Linked DNA regions of Homo sapiens: region 1 is linked to region 2. The links are chromatin contacts, found by Hi-C in ENCODE. All regions are on one chromosome and are shown on one strand. The core of a region is the stretch at or near the end of the contact, and the rest is flanking DNA. Distances in the headings are between cores, read along the strand shown.

What was found. Hi-C counts contacts between places; a loop is a spot of excess contacts on that map. Pooled maps may share reads with other maps.
Region 1: a loop to region 2 is called in a pooled map, with 8 times the contacts of the local background. The contact joins the promoter of TMEM33 here to the promoter of GNPDA2 in region 2. A Hi-C loop is called at or near these places in 8 of 50 pooled maps.

What each region holds. Positions count from the first base shown.
Region 1 is chr4:41,933,673-41,940,476 of GRCh38, reverse strand. It overlaps TMEM33 (transmembrane protein 33), which reads right to left and starts at 5,048. Exons shown (of 7, transcript NM_018126.3): 1 at 4,948-5,048; 2 at 1,781-1,875; 3 at 1,094-1,281. The coding sequence starts at 4,992. LOC105374426 (a long non-coding RNA gene) reads left to right here and starts at 5,802. Exons shown (of 3, transcript NR_188374.1): 1 at 5,802-5,871. RefSeq lists enhancers at 4,659-4,728, 4,739-4,788, 5,029-5,208.
Region 2 is chr4:44,721,846-44,728,768 of GRCh38, reverse strand. It overlaps GNPDA2 (glucosamine-6-phosphate deaminase 2), which reads left to right and starts at 2,213. Exons shown (of 7, transcript NM_138335.3): 1 at 2,213-2,295; 2 at 6,527-6,685. The coding sequence starts at 6,562. RefSeq lists an enhancer at 1,881-2,010 and a silencer at 2,503-2,797.

The sequences.
Region 1 (6,804 bases), core at 3,799-6,298, 2.8 Mb after region 2:
TATTTCTTTTCCTTAAGACTTATAAAAATCTATTTAAAAATTTGATACTTCATGAGCATAGGTATCTAAATAGGTAATATTCAGTCTCAGAGGAATATTTTATTGTGCTTTACATAACATACAGATGTATCATAAATATTCAAAAGCTCTTAGACCAGCACTTCTCAATGCACAAAATGATTTGCAGAGATAATCTACAGGAAAAAAAACAACCACAAATTTAAGTTTAAAAAACCCTACTAACTCTCTTAGTTTCACAACACACGTTAGAATACCAAAGCCACTATAGTAAAGAACCCTATTTAAAAATGTTTGACCTGGCTGGGCGTGATGGCTCACGCCTATAATCCCAGCACTTTGGGAGGCAGAGGCAGGTGGCCTGGGCAACAGAGCAAGACTCTGTCTCAAAAAAAAAAAAAAAAAAAAAAAAGAAAGTTTAACCTAGTGTTCACTATAGAACCTCTTCCCCATTTTTCCCCTCCTTTATGGACTACCCAGTATCATCCCACAACACACCTTTGAAATGTGAAAACATACAAATTCCAAATGAATTATTTCTCATTAGCTTCACGGATTATCCATGTGTGTCCTTATTTTCTACTCTATACACAGCAAATATTAATTTCTTTGTATTGATTATCTCATTACCTGCTTAAATAAGTTGTTTCTTGGTTAAATTCCATTTGTATCTAGTTCACTGGGGTTAAGATGGAAAGAGCTGAGGACCTCTCTTTTTTAAAGCAAGACATCTGGACACTTTGCCAAAAACGTGAATTAAATGAAAAAAATGTAAATATTAAAGTAAGTTCTGCGTAAGGTTGTGCTTCGAAGGGGAATTTGAAAATATCCATTCTAATAGGGAAGCTTACAAGAGGCAAGAACAAAGATAGTTTAAAATTCCTAAATCAGCTCTTCAAAGTTTAGATTTCACATTTTAAAGTCAGAAATTCTTACACTAAACATATCTTCATTCAAATGAAGTGCCGAGAACAAACCCAGGCTTCATGGAATGCCTTCATTGCTGAAATAATCAGAAGAGATCTCCTATATGCTTAGTTGGCAATTTCATTGTTAACAAGGTAGAAAAGGATACTTGTAACTGGATAGGAATTTACAAAGATGAGTGAATACAACAGGTAGTGGCAGCTGTCCTCTAACAAAGCCTGGGCCAGGAATGCTCTGCTTAACTGGAAGTGTGGTAATCTTTGATGCAGCCTCAGAGCACTGGTAAGAGCATTTGCCAGCAAAGCACGTTGGTAAAAGCTTGCTGCTTCATGCAACCTGCAAATTACCAGAGGAGAGGTTATCATGAGACATAAACAACTGCAGTGTCTCTTCCTCCTTTGTGAATTGCATCATAATTGCACAACACCTAAATCACTTGTCAATAGAAAAAAATTACATGAACTTATTCTACCGTTTTAATAGCTTCACTTCATATATATGCCCAACTGAATTTCTTATAATCAATTTATAAAATTGAATTTTATAAAGCAGGACCTTCCTGTCAAGTAATAAGTAAAAATGAAAAAAACATGAACTTATCTCATTCCCACACATCAATTTTTCCTTGGATTTTCAATGTGTTAGTTTCACAAAGCACAAGATATAAAATATTCCTCTGATAATGTTATTAGGTTGTTAGTACCTGAAGGCTGGAACTTGTATTTTATTTGTCCCTAAACCCTTTACAGGTTAATAAGTCTTACACCTAAAAGGCACTCCATATAAACTGACTCAACAATTGAATATCAAAGGCAGCAATATGTATAATACATACCCAAGAAGAGGCAGAACAAACAGAGCAGAGCAGTAAACTGTGAACAAGCGAGAAAGCCACATTGCCGTGTCCAGTTTATTGGTCATCATGAATTGCTAAATTTAAAAAGAAAAATACTGTAAGCTATGCCTGCAAATCATGTTTTTAAGCATCAAGACTGTGTGGTTTTTATGTCTACTCAAAATATTTTAATCTTCCTCCATTTGTTTTTTTAGATCATTAGGTGAAAACTCTAAGGCAATTACATGTTTCATGTATATGCTTAATGAGAAGTCCAAACACCTTATAGTTTTCATGTGGAAAGCACAAGAAGTACTTAAACAGAAATAAATAGAAAAATATCAGCTGACATTTTAAAAAAATGCAAAGACTAATTAATTAGAAAAAATAATCTTAACAGAAATTCAACTACAATTGTCTGTGTTCCTTTAACACTTGCAATATTGGCTTCATCTATTTTAAAAGAACATTAAACAAAAACTAATTGCTCTCAAGAGATCCATATGCCTATTCTTAGCAAAAAATCTCAAATCCGAATAGGTAGGTCTCAGAGCTGAGTAAAACATCACATAAAGCCAGTTGGGATTAAAGAAACCTTTTGAAGAAGAAATATAAAACCATGATAGTAGTAACAACTAAACTCATTCGCCTTGTAATCTGCCTACATGCACAAGGGCCTGGCATACTCTAGGTGCTCAAAATGTGGCTGACAGGTATTAAATGGCCACCTGCCTCTCTGATTACACCACTCTCTTTATCACCTCCATGTTCCCCCACAAGTCTTACCCTAGTTTCGGTGGTCCTAGATTAAACTTTCCTATACCATTTTCTTCCCCCATTTTTTTCCCATTCTATCTTTCCTTTGCTGCTTTCCCCCCAATACTTATGTCTATTACCACTAAAGCAGAATCTTAAAATGTGTTTTCTCATTAAAATGTATCTTATATTCAAAAGTGGCTTTTACATTTTTTGTCTAGGATCTTCGTAATTTTAACATTGAGATCCATATACATGGATATATAAACAAAAGTTTCACAAATATTTACCCTACTGTATATAATGGATTTTGACATTTTCTATTTAATTTTTTAAAAATAGCTGGTGTTTACACTAAACTGACTTCTCAACTCACTAATGGGTCTACCTGAAGTCTAAAAACACTGCTCTATGTAATTTAATTTCATTATCTTTTGAAAAAAAAATATAAAAAATTTGAGGGAAAAATCCAAGTACATTGTAAAATTCCAGGCTGTTTTATTTTATGTCTTTTTAACCCACATGTAGGTAATTTCAGAAATATGAAATACAACTTTGATTTATCATTAAATCCAGACTTACCGTACTGTGACTCCAATAAACTGAAATGATTAGCAGTAATCAAGTGAAGGATGAATCCAGCTTACTGTGCTCAGTTTCTCAACAAATATTATGACTGGGCACCACAGCTTGAAAGTTAGTTTTAGAACATTCTCCTTAAAATCTATTTGTTCAGGTTGTTTATTCTGCAATAAATCATTGAGCTATGCGTTTCATTTTGTACACACTTATGTATATTATACAATTTTAAAAGTTTAAGAAAGTCTATTGGTATACATTTTTTAAGAGTAAACTGTCCAACCATCAGGCAAAAAAAAAAAAAAATCACTAGATCTTTGGGTGAAAAATTGTTGAGGAGCAATATTCACACAGTGTCACAGTATCATGCCAAAGAACACTTTTTAATTAGAAAGGAAAAAAGGTATCTTTACAATGGAGAAACTGGTGGACACCACCTTAATCAAATAATCAAACAAATTCTGCAATGATGGGATAAATCAATGTAAAATGCTTCCTGATATATAATATAGATATACATATTAGATGTACCTATATATGCTGCAAAACATGTCTGGACTCTTGAAAACTATCAGTATCTTAAAAGACAAAAAAGGGGAGGAGAGGGCAGAACTGTTCTAGATTAAAAGGCAGTAAACAAGATATGGCCAGTAAATTGAATGCATGCTTTCTGAGATAGGGTCTCGCTCTGTCACCCCAGGCTGGAGCGCAAAAGCACAACCCACCTCAGCCTCCTGAGTAGCTGGGACTATGCTGGGACTATAGGAGCGCACCTCCACGACCGGCTAATTTATGTTTGTTTGTTTGTTTGTTTGTTTTGAGAGAAGGTTTTGCTCTATCACCCAGGCTGGAGTGCAGTGGCGCGATCTTGGCTCACGGCAGCTTCAACTTCTCGGGCGCAAGCGATCCACCCGCCTTGGCCTCCCAAAGTGCTGAGATTACAGGCGTGAGCCACCACGCCCCGCCTAATTTCTTTGATTTCTAGTAGAGATGAGGTCTCGCTATGTTTCCAAGGCTGGTCTCTAACTCCTGAACTCAAGCGATCCTCCCGCCTTGGACTCCCAAAGTTCTGGGCTTACAGGAGTGAGCCACTGCGCCAGCCCATCGATGCATGCTTTTTGACAGAATCCCAGATGAAGAGAAAGCAGCTTTAAAGGACAATTATGGAAATTTGCACATGGATTTTATATTAGGTAATATTTCCCAAATGTGGTAACTGCATTGTGGTCACACAGAATAATACTTAACTACTTATGGATTAAAAAGTAGAGGACAGCAATGCTCCGGGCACAAATAACTTGTTAGCTCCAGATCAGCATCTTAAAAAAATTACAAAAGCATAATGATATTTCTCTTCATAAAGAACAAAGTGAAGAAGAAAAAGACCACCGCTCTCCTCCCTTTGCATAATTTCTATATACGATTGTATAAACTAGGCAGAAACGTTCTTTGCCGGCACTCGTGTGCTCCACGTGGTGTGTGTCATGGATCATGTGTGTCATGGCACAATCTCATGCGGCATCTTTAACCTTGGGGCCTACGGTAAACAAAAGACCGAGGTGGGAGAAGAGGAAAGAAGGCCCAATTTCCATGGCATACAGGTGGGGGCCACCAGCTCCAGGTCAGCCTATTGTCGCTTCAGAAACAAACTTGTAGTTCCCTCCATATCTTCGCTCAGGACCTCCCCTCTCCCCGCTCCAACTTCCCCACCCCAACTCATTAATCCCATTCCTGAATGCACTGAGCTTCTGGAACGCCTCGGGACTCGCAACGCTTCCTGCTTCTTCCTAACTCTTGCAAATCAAGCCAGACTACCCTGCCCTCGCACTTACCACAGCGCCCGCCCCTTGGGGGCCGTTCGGGGTCGTATCTGCCATGGGGGCTCACACTAGCGTCTGCGACGCCGCAACCGCGAAGAGAGAAGAAAGGGGAGAGAAAACGTCAGCGCTGGGGCCAGGACCCGGGTACCGGCTTCCCTGCCTCGCGCCACACACAGGCCGGATGCACCCTGCCGGAACTCTGAGCCTCCACCAGGGAAGGGTCTCGCTCGCCTGGTGCAGCCGACTGGATCCAGGGCACCCGCAGCAGCCGGGAGGTACCTGTCCCGCACCGCCGAGATCAAAGCGGTGTTTCCAGAAAGACGGGAGCGAAGGTGGAGCTTCGGGGTGAAGCCCTAAAGAGCCAACCTACGCCGCCGGCTCCAGGTTATTGCCGAACCCGGAAGTGCTCCTTTCATTTCCGTGGGGAAGAGGCGGTGACAAAGAGGGGGAAACGGGAGCGGTGCCCAGAGGCATGACGGGAAGTGTGGTTTTTTTCTCCTAATTTGAGCCCCACCTGTCCTTCCGCCGATTGGCCCAGTGAGCTAAGAAATCAGGATGGGGGAGCAACTTTTGCATTAAATACAGCTCACAAATGATCTTTCCTGCCCATTCTCAAACCATGAAATTTCCGCACTTCCTGATATAGAGGCCTCAGAAACATCTTTGATTCCTTTCTCCAGGGGCTTACTAAGCCCGTTGGTTCTACGTCTATTATTAATTCTTTCAATAAGTATTTATGAGGCCTGCTATGTGACAGGCTCCATACTTGGCACGGCGGATAAAAAGAGGAATATGACACAGATTGCAAAAGAGAAACAAGTAAACGGAAATCAGAGCATAGTGATTGTGTAATATGTGTAGAGGCTGATTTAATCACAGGGAGCACAGAGGACGGTACCTAAATCAGAAGGGATCTGGGGAGGTTTCCTGGAAAAGGTAAGTCCGGGCCTTGATCTTGAACGACAAAAAGTTGGCTGAAAGTGTTACTGGTGTAGGGTGTCCAAGTTCTTGGCGTTTTGAACATAGAATTGGACAAAACGCACAAAGCAAGGAAAGAATAAAGCAACAAAAGCAGAGATTTGTTGAAAATGAAAGTACACTCCAGAGTGTGGGAGAGTGAGACAGCAGCTCAAGGGCCCTGGATACAGAGTCTTCTCGGGTCCAAATACCCCCTAGAGGTTTCCCATTGGCCACTTGGAGTTCACTTCATGTAAATGAAGTGGTGGCCCGCAATCAGTCTGAATGGTTGCGCAAAGCAACCAATCAGAGGCTGAAGAAGTTACAAAGTTACACTTCTATGCAAACGTCTGATTGGTTACAAAAAGCAACCAATCAGAGGTACTTTCAATTTCCCAAATCTGCGCAGAACAGGTTGGGGCTTGCAAAGGGAGTAGTATCTGGCCCTTTATTCACTTAAGCGTGGACAGTAAGGATTTTCCTTCAATTTAGTTCTAGGAAGTCAGCGAGAAAGGGCATTAGGTTCCCTACCGCCATACCATATTCTTCTGCCTTAAAACGGGAAGGGAACTCCATACAGAGTAACAGAAAGTGCAAGAAGTAACAGGACAGCGAGAGGACTAGTTGAGTGTGACCAGAATGATGGTACCAGTCAGGGGATTGTGAAAGATTTGCGCTAGAGAGGCAGGCAGGGGTGTACTGAGGAAAGGATCTGAACTTGACCCTGAAATCCAGAGAACCATGGAACAATTTTAATCAGAAGTGTGACATCCTGAGATTTAGAAAGTTCTCTCTGGCAACAGGGTGGAGGATGAACAGAGGGGCAAATTAAAAGTCAGGAAATTCGTTGTGAAGCCATTTATATATATATAAACTAAAAATAAAATCCTAAGTAAGGGGTCTGTCGACTGA
Region 2 (6,923 bases), core at 964-3,463:
TAAGTTTTTTTATTTTAAAATCTATTTTTAATTTTTTTCCTATTCAAATTTTTTTGTTAAAATGAAGACACAAACACACATGTTAGCCTAGGCCTACACAAGGTCAGGATTATCAATCTCCCTGTCTTTCACTTTCACATCTTATCCCACTGGAAGTTCATCAGGGCAATAATGCACATGGAGCTCTCATCTATAATAACAATGCCTTCTTCTGGAATACCTCCTGAAAGACCTCCTTGAGGCTGTTTTATAGTTAACTTTTAAAAATATAAATAGGGCCAAGCATGGTGGCTCACGCCTATAATCCCAGCACTTTGGGAGGCCGAGGCAGGCAGATCACGAGGTCAGGAGTTCGAGACCAGCGTGGCTAATAAGTGAAACCCCGTCTCTACTAAAAATAAAACAAAATTAGACGGGCGTGGTGGCAGCTGCCTGTAATCCCAGCTACTCAGGAGGCTGAGGCAGGAGAATTGCTTGAACTCAGGAGGCAGAGGTTGCAGTGAGCCAAGATTGTGCCATTGCACTCCAGCCTGGGTGACAGTGCGAGACTCTGTCTCAAAAAAATAAACAAATAAATAAAAATAAAAATAGAAATAGAATGAATACACTCTAAAATAATGATAAAGAGTATAATATAGCAAATACATATACCAGTAACATAGTCATTTATTATCAAGTATTATATCCTGTACATAATTGTATGTGCTAGACTTTTATGAGACTGGAAGCACAGTAGGTTTACACCTATGTAGCCACAAACACGAGTGGTGTTGCTCTACAACTTTACGTTTACTACAATGTCGCTAGGTGATAGGAATTTTTCAGTTCTGTTATAATCTTATGGGACCATTGCCAAATATCCAGTCCATTCTTTACCTAAACTTCCTTATGTGGCACATATCTGTAATTCAAGACTGTAATTCAGTCTCCACCTTTCTACAGCATTCTTTCTAAAACACGTATGTTCTAGTCTCTTATCTTCAATTCATAAAGCTTAAGTGACTCCCTATTGCCTACAATACAAAGCCTAAATTCTATGCATAGCCTACAAACTACTTCATCATTTTACCTCAATCTTTTTTGGAGAGACAGGGTCTTGCTATGTTGCCCAGGCTGGTCTCCAACTCCTGGGTTCAAGCCATCCATGCACCATGACCTCTGAAAGTGCTGGGATTACAGGCGTGAGTCACCGAATCTGGCCAAAAATCGCTTTTGCAAACTTACTGAAGGCGATAGTACTAATAAACCTGTCTATTATCAGTATGTGAGCAATGTTGCTGTTTGAAGCTAAATCAACGAGAATGTAACATCCTACTCTTCACTAAAGGATGCAAGAGGAGTCATTACATTCAAAGAAGCAGGCTGGATTTACAACCCAGGTGAAAAACTTCATATAACGAGTTTGAGGACACAGCGTTTTACATTTTTTTAACTTGTAGTTTCCACAGAAACAGAACCTTAAGTTGGCTAGGAGTCAAGATTGTATTGTTCCTAACAGAACCCTAAACGGTGTTATTAATGGAACAGTGTTCCTGATGGAACATGGTGAAGACACAACACACTTTTCTCCTTTTGAATGATAGCTGCTTTCTTTACAATAATTTCCACAGCCCAATTCCTTCCCACTCCTGTATAAACATCTGTGATACCCAGCTCAAAGCTGATTCCAGCTTCCCCTATCCCTTTCTTAGACTCATTCAGCAAAAGCCAGTACCCTATTATATAGTGTTTTCTCTTACTGAGACGCTCCCGATTTCCCATGGTACTGTTTGCCCTTTTGCAAACTTTGATGAGTTTTTTGACACAAGACGCTTATCTGTCATTGCGTTTGCAAATATGCATTCAATAGCTTGGAGTAGAGAGAGAAATGTATTCATAAATGGCAAATATATTCATGTTGCCAAACAGCAACATAAGCAACAAAGTACGTGTGAGCACTACGGTCTTACATACTAAATCTCATAAGCCTAAAGAATCTACTGCAAATCCCTCTTTGAAAGATGGGGGGGAGGGGAAAGTAGCGTAAAGTGATGACCCAGAAACTGCGATCTTCCAGGCAAGAAGAGCGCCCAGCCGCACCGCACTCGGACCGAACTCCTCGCGTCTCACCTCAGGCGTCCTAAAGGCGGTGCGCATGCGCAGCGCCCGCCAGCCACGCCGCGGTTCCTTCCTGCGCCTTTATCTGCATCCGGGTCCGTGGGATTCGCGCTCCACTGGTCAGCTGGGGTCGCTCTCGGGTGGTTGGGTGTTGCTTGTTCCCGCTGTTCCAGCATCGAAGAACCATTGGGTCTGCCGGTAAGTTTAGCGGGGGGTGCGGCGGGGGCGCCAAGAAGGGGACTCGGGTCGGGGGACCCGACGGCAACTTCGCCCTGTGCGGCCTTTGTGCTGAGACTGGGACGCCGGGCCGGGGCGGAATGGGTGCTCAGGAACCTCGAGGCTGGGGGCGCGTGGGGTCTCCCGTATTGCCACTCGCGGACCTGGTTGTCCTCTCCGGATTTGTGCCTACGGGAGAAGGCGTCCCTGCCCTCTCCTCTCTCGCGGCTTCTTCTTGACACCTCTCTCTACACTCGTTAAAAATTCCTAACAGTCATCCTCATTTGCATTCGCTGTCCTTTGCCAAGTGAGGGCCAGGCAAACGCGCAGCTGAGGGGAATCTGCAGCCCCCGCCTCCCGGGCAGGAACCACAGCCTTCTTTGCTGTCTCTCGTCCCTCCTCGGGTCGGTCCCACACGCGCGGCCAGGCCACCCTTACGCTTTCAGGACAGGTCAGGTTGAGTAGGGAAAAGCTCAGAGCAGAGGTTCTGCAAGTGTAGATTCTGGTCTTGGCCCCGCCATTAACTAGCTGTGTAACTTCACGGGTGTAGAAGTTGTCATCCACCATTGAAGTTTTGCGATTTATATTCAGCAGCCCTTTTTCCTAGCGATGCACATCCAAAATGAATCAGCACCTGAAGGAAGACGAGGGAAAGGGTGGTGCTCTGTTGTTTTTTGATGCTGTCTTGTGATGCCAGAGAATTGCATAAGGCGACAATAGTTTGGATCTCTGAGGATTGGCAAAAACTGGAAAAGTCAAATCTTAAAAACTTAAATGTGGTGAAGAAATTCTTCTTTGCTCTGGGTGAAGGGATTCATTTGGGACTTTTGGAGGTGACTCTGCGCCCTCCAGAGAGTTTAAGAAAACAAAAAGTTGCCTGTACCTTGGTCTGAGAGACTTGCTTAAACTTCGTTTCAGTGAGATGTGTGGTGTTCTTAACAAATTTCACCTGATTATGAATATCCCCTGTGATAATTTGCAAAAGCAGAGATTCCTTGGACTTCATTTCAGATCTTTTGAAACACTGTGTCTAGGGAGAGGGACCTGAGAATCTGTATTTTTAACTAGCATCGTAAGTGATTCTCAACCGGTAAGACATCTTTGGCTAATGTCTCTTTGAGTCAGAAACACTTAGTTTTAAAGCCAGCTCCCCGGGCCACTTTTTAACGTCAGCAATAAACTTCTCGTAGTTGCAGTTTTCTGTATATGAAGAGTGAGAATAATGCTTTCAACCTCAGAGACAAGTGATTCTAAGCCCTTTGACAATAGAGTTAATCATTTTTGTGTCTACAGAACCTAGCATAGTGCTTAGAATATAATAGGTCTTCAAACGTGTGTTGAACTGAGAAAAATAACATGCCCAGGATGCAGAAGACATTGGAAAGCTCTAATGCTTCTCGTCCTCCTTACCTTATTTTTTTTCCGTTTTATTAACAATCAGCTGGCCATATATTCTTGTTAGAAGTAAATATATCTTTTGATGTTCATTACAGCCAATAATTCTTTCTGATTCTTTGGTTTAACTCTAAAATTGTTTTTGACATTAGATTATGGATTATATTTAAGTGGAGGCTGAGTCCAGTTGTTGGACTGAATTTATGACTTACTATGTAATTTATTTTCTGTAAATAAATAATTGTTATCGGGCCAGAATTCTAGATCATGGTGACCATGATTTTTTGTTGTTGTGTCAGAATTCGAAACTGTTACCTTCTTAAAGACATTTAGATTCCATACATTTATTTTAATAAGACCTTTTAATCTCATTAATTTAGAAAATTTGACTTATTACTCTATGTAAAGTGTGTGGGTACAAAACTCAGGAATGCTGAAACCATGTTATAAAAAGCTTGGTATTGGTGACTGATCCATTTAATATAAAAATAAGAATTAAAAATCTAAGAATTATGGGAATTATTACAGAATGTTCAGTAAATGTTATAAGGGGACGTTTATAAACTATTGATGGTAATGTCAGTTCAACTTCTGTAGAAAAAAGTATGAAGATTTCTCAAAGAACTGAAAATAGAACTACCATTTGATCAGGCAATCTCACTACTGGGTATCTACCCGAAGGAAAATAATTCATTATATCAAAAAGATACCCGCATTCATTTTTATCTCAGCACTATTCACAGTGAGGCAGTAGAATAGGGTCTGGAGGCAGAGGACTTAAGGCCAATTCGTGCTGACTTCCTAAAGCTAAATCAAAGGAAAACACCAAGGTCTGGGGGCAGGAAATCTAAGGCCAATTTGTGCTGACTTCCTAAAAGAGAAAACACCTGCGTCTGGGGGCAGGTAACCTAAAGCCAGTTAACCAATTAACGCAAACTTCCTAAAGCTAGACCAAAAGGAAAAAACCCATCTCCCCATGCCCAAGTAGCAAAGGACCAAAGGCTACTCTCCCTACGATCGACTGCCTTCCACCACCTCTCAGATGGAAGGGGAAAGTGCCTTGGATTGTCCGTGGACTAAGCATGGGCCATCCCTTCATCTGCATAGGGAGCCAATTCACCTCAGCCTTTAATTAGCCACGGACCAAATCCTTCATGCAGATAAGGGGTAACCGATAAGGGACCTCAAAAGGAGTATTAAAACCCAGAAAACTTTGTAACCGGACCCTTGAGCCGCTTGCTTGGGCCCACTCCCACCCCATGGGGTGCTTTCTTGCTTCAGTATCCCTGCTTTCGCTGCTTCATTCCTGTGTTTCGTTCCTTTTGTGCAGTTCTTTGTTCAAAATGCCAAGGAACTGGACACCTCACACTCATGACCTTCCTTCCAATAACAACAGTAGCAAAGATAAGAAATCAACCTGAGTGTCCATCAGTGAATGATTGGATAAAGAAAATGTGGTATATATATACACCGCGAAATTCAGCCATTGAAAATGAAATCATGTCCTTTGCAGTAACTGGAGGCCATCATCTTAAGTGAAACAACTCCCAAATAGAAAGAAAAATACCACATGTTCTCACTTACAAGTGGGAGTTAAATAATGTGTACACGTGGTGATGGAAAGTAGACTGATATTAGAGGCTTAGAAGGGTTGGGGAGTAGGAGTGGGTAGATGATGAGAAATTGCTAGGATCATTGTACATTATTCAGGTGATAGATACACCAAAACCCCAGACCTAGTCACTAAATAATATATCCATGTAACAAAATTGCATTTGTACCCCTTAAATTTATACCATTTTTTTAAAAAAAAGGAAAACAATATGTCTTACAGATAACAGAAGCTGTGAGTTACTGTAAGAATGCTGATTTCCACATCTTTCATGGTATAAGTCAACCTACATTGTGTAAAATGGAATTATGTAGCTTTTAAGTGACTCCGATCTCTTAATATACGTATAATAATTTTTCTTAATTTTAGAATAATTTTTGAGGAACTAAAATTGCTTTTTGTCAAGAAATTTCTCCTCCAGAGATGAGCAGTTTATTTAGTTCACTTTGTTTTCTTTTTCTTCTGTTGAATTCTCTTATTAAAAATAACATGTCTAGTGTGATCCTATTGTTATAATTTGAATTCTGACCTTGTTGCTTACTACCTGTGTGACCTTAGTCAAATTATGTGAGTCCATTTCCTCATCTATAACTGGGCATTTTATTTACTTCACAAGATGGTTGTAAGGATTAAAATATGTACACTTGTCCCTAGTATCTGTTGGGGATTGATTCTAGGATCCCCCTTCAGATACCAAAATCCACAGATGCTTAAGTCCCTCATATTGTATGACATAGTACTTGCATATCACCTGCACCCATACTCCCATATACTTTATCTCTAGATTACTTATAATACCTAATACAATGTAAATACTGTGTAAATAGTTGTTATACTGTATTGTTTAGGGAATAATGACAAAAAAAAGTCTGTACCTGTTTAATACAGATGCAAACATCTTTTTCCCCTAAATATTTTCAGTTCTTGGTTGGCTGAATCCTCGAATATGGAATCCACAGAAGGCTAACTATACTTAAATGACCTAGCCCACTGCCTTAAACTCAGTGTCTGCTCAAAAGAGAACAGCTATTACTATTTTTTAAATTCAGATTGTATATGTGCATGTCCTTCTTCAGTAATGTACTTTTAAAAATCATCAGTATATTCTGTTTCAGTGCTCTATTTATTATTTACATCTTTTAAAAAGTTACTGAATTTAAATTATCTGTTTATTATGTAAAGTGTTCTACAATGGACTTTTCTCAGGTTTGAACTTGTTCTGGAAGCTGTGCGTCACCGTAATGAGGCTTGTAATTCTTGATAACTATGACTTGGCTAGTGAATGGGCAGCCAAATACATCTGTAATCGCATCATTCAGTTCAAACCTGGACAGGACAGATATTTTACACTGGGTTTACCAACAGGTAATTAACTACTTTTTCCATTTTATATTCTGATATTATCTAAATTTAATTCTGATGGAATTGAAGGGTTTCTTTTAAGATACTTTCCCCATTCATTTATTGGCATGTCACTAATTGAACATCATAGTATAAAAGGCCAGAAAAATGCATATATATAAAATCTACTATCTACAATGTGTTACTAGTTCTTGTGCCAAAATTTAGTCTCACCTGTCACTCCAAAATGCAATAGGAAATA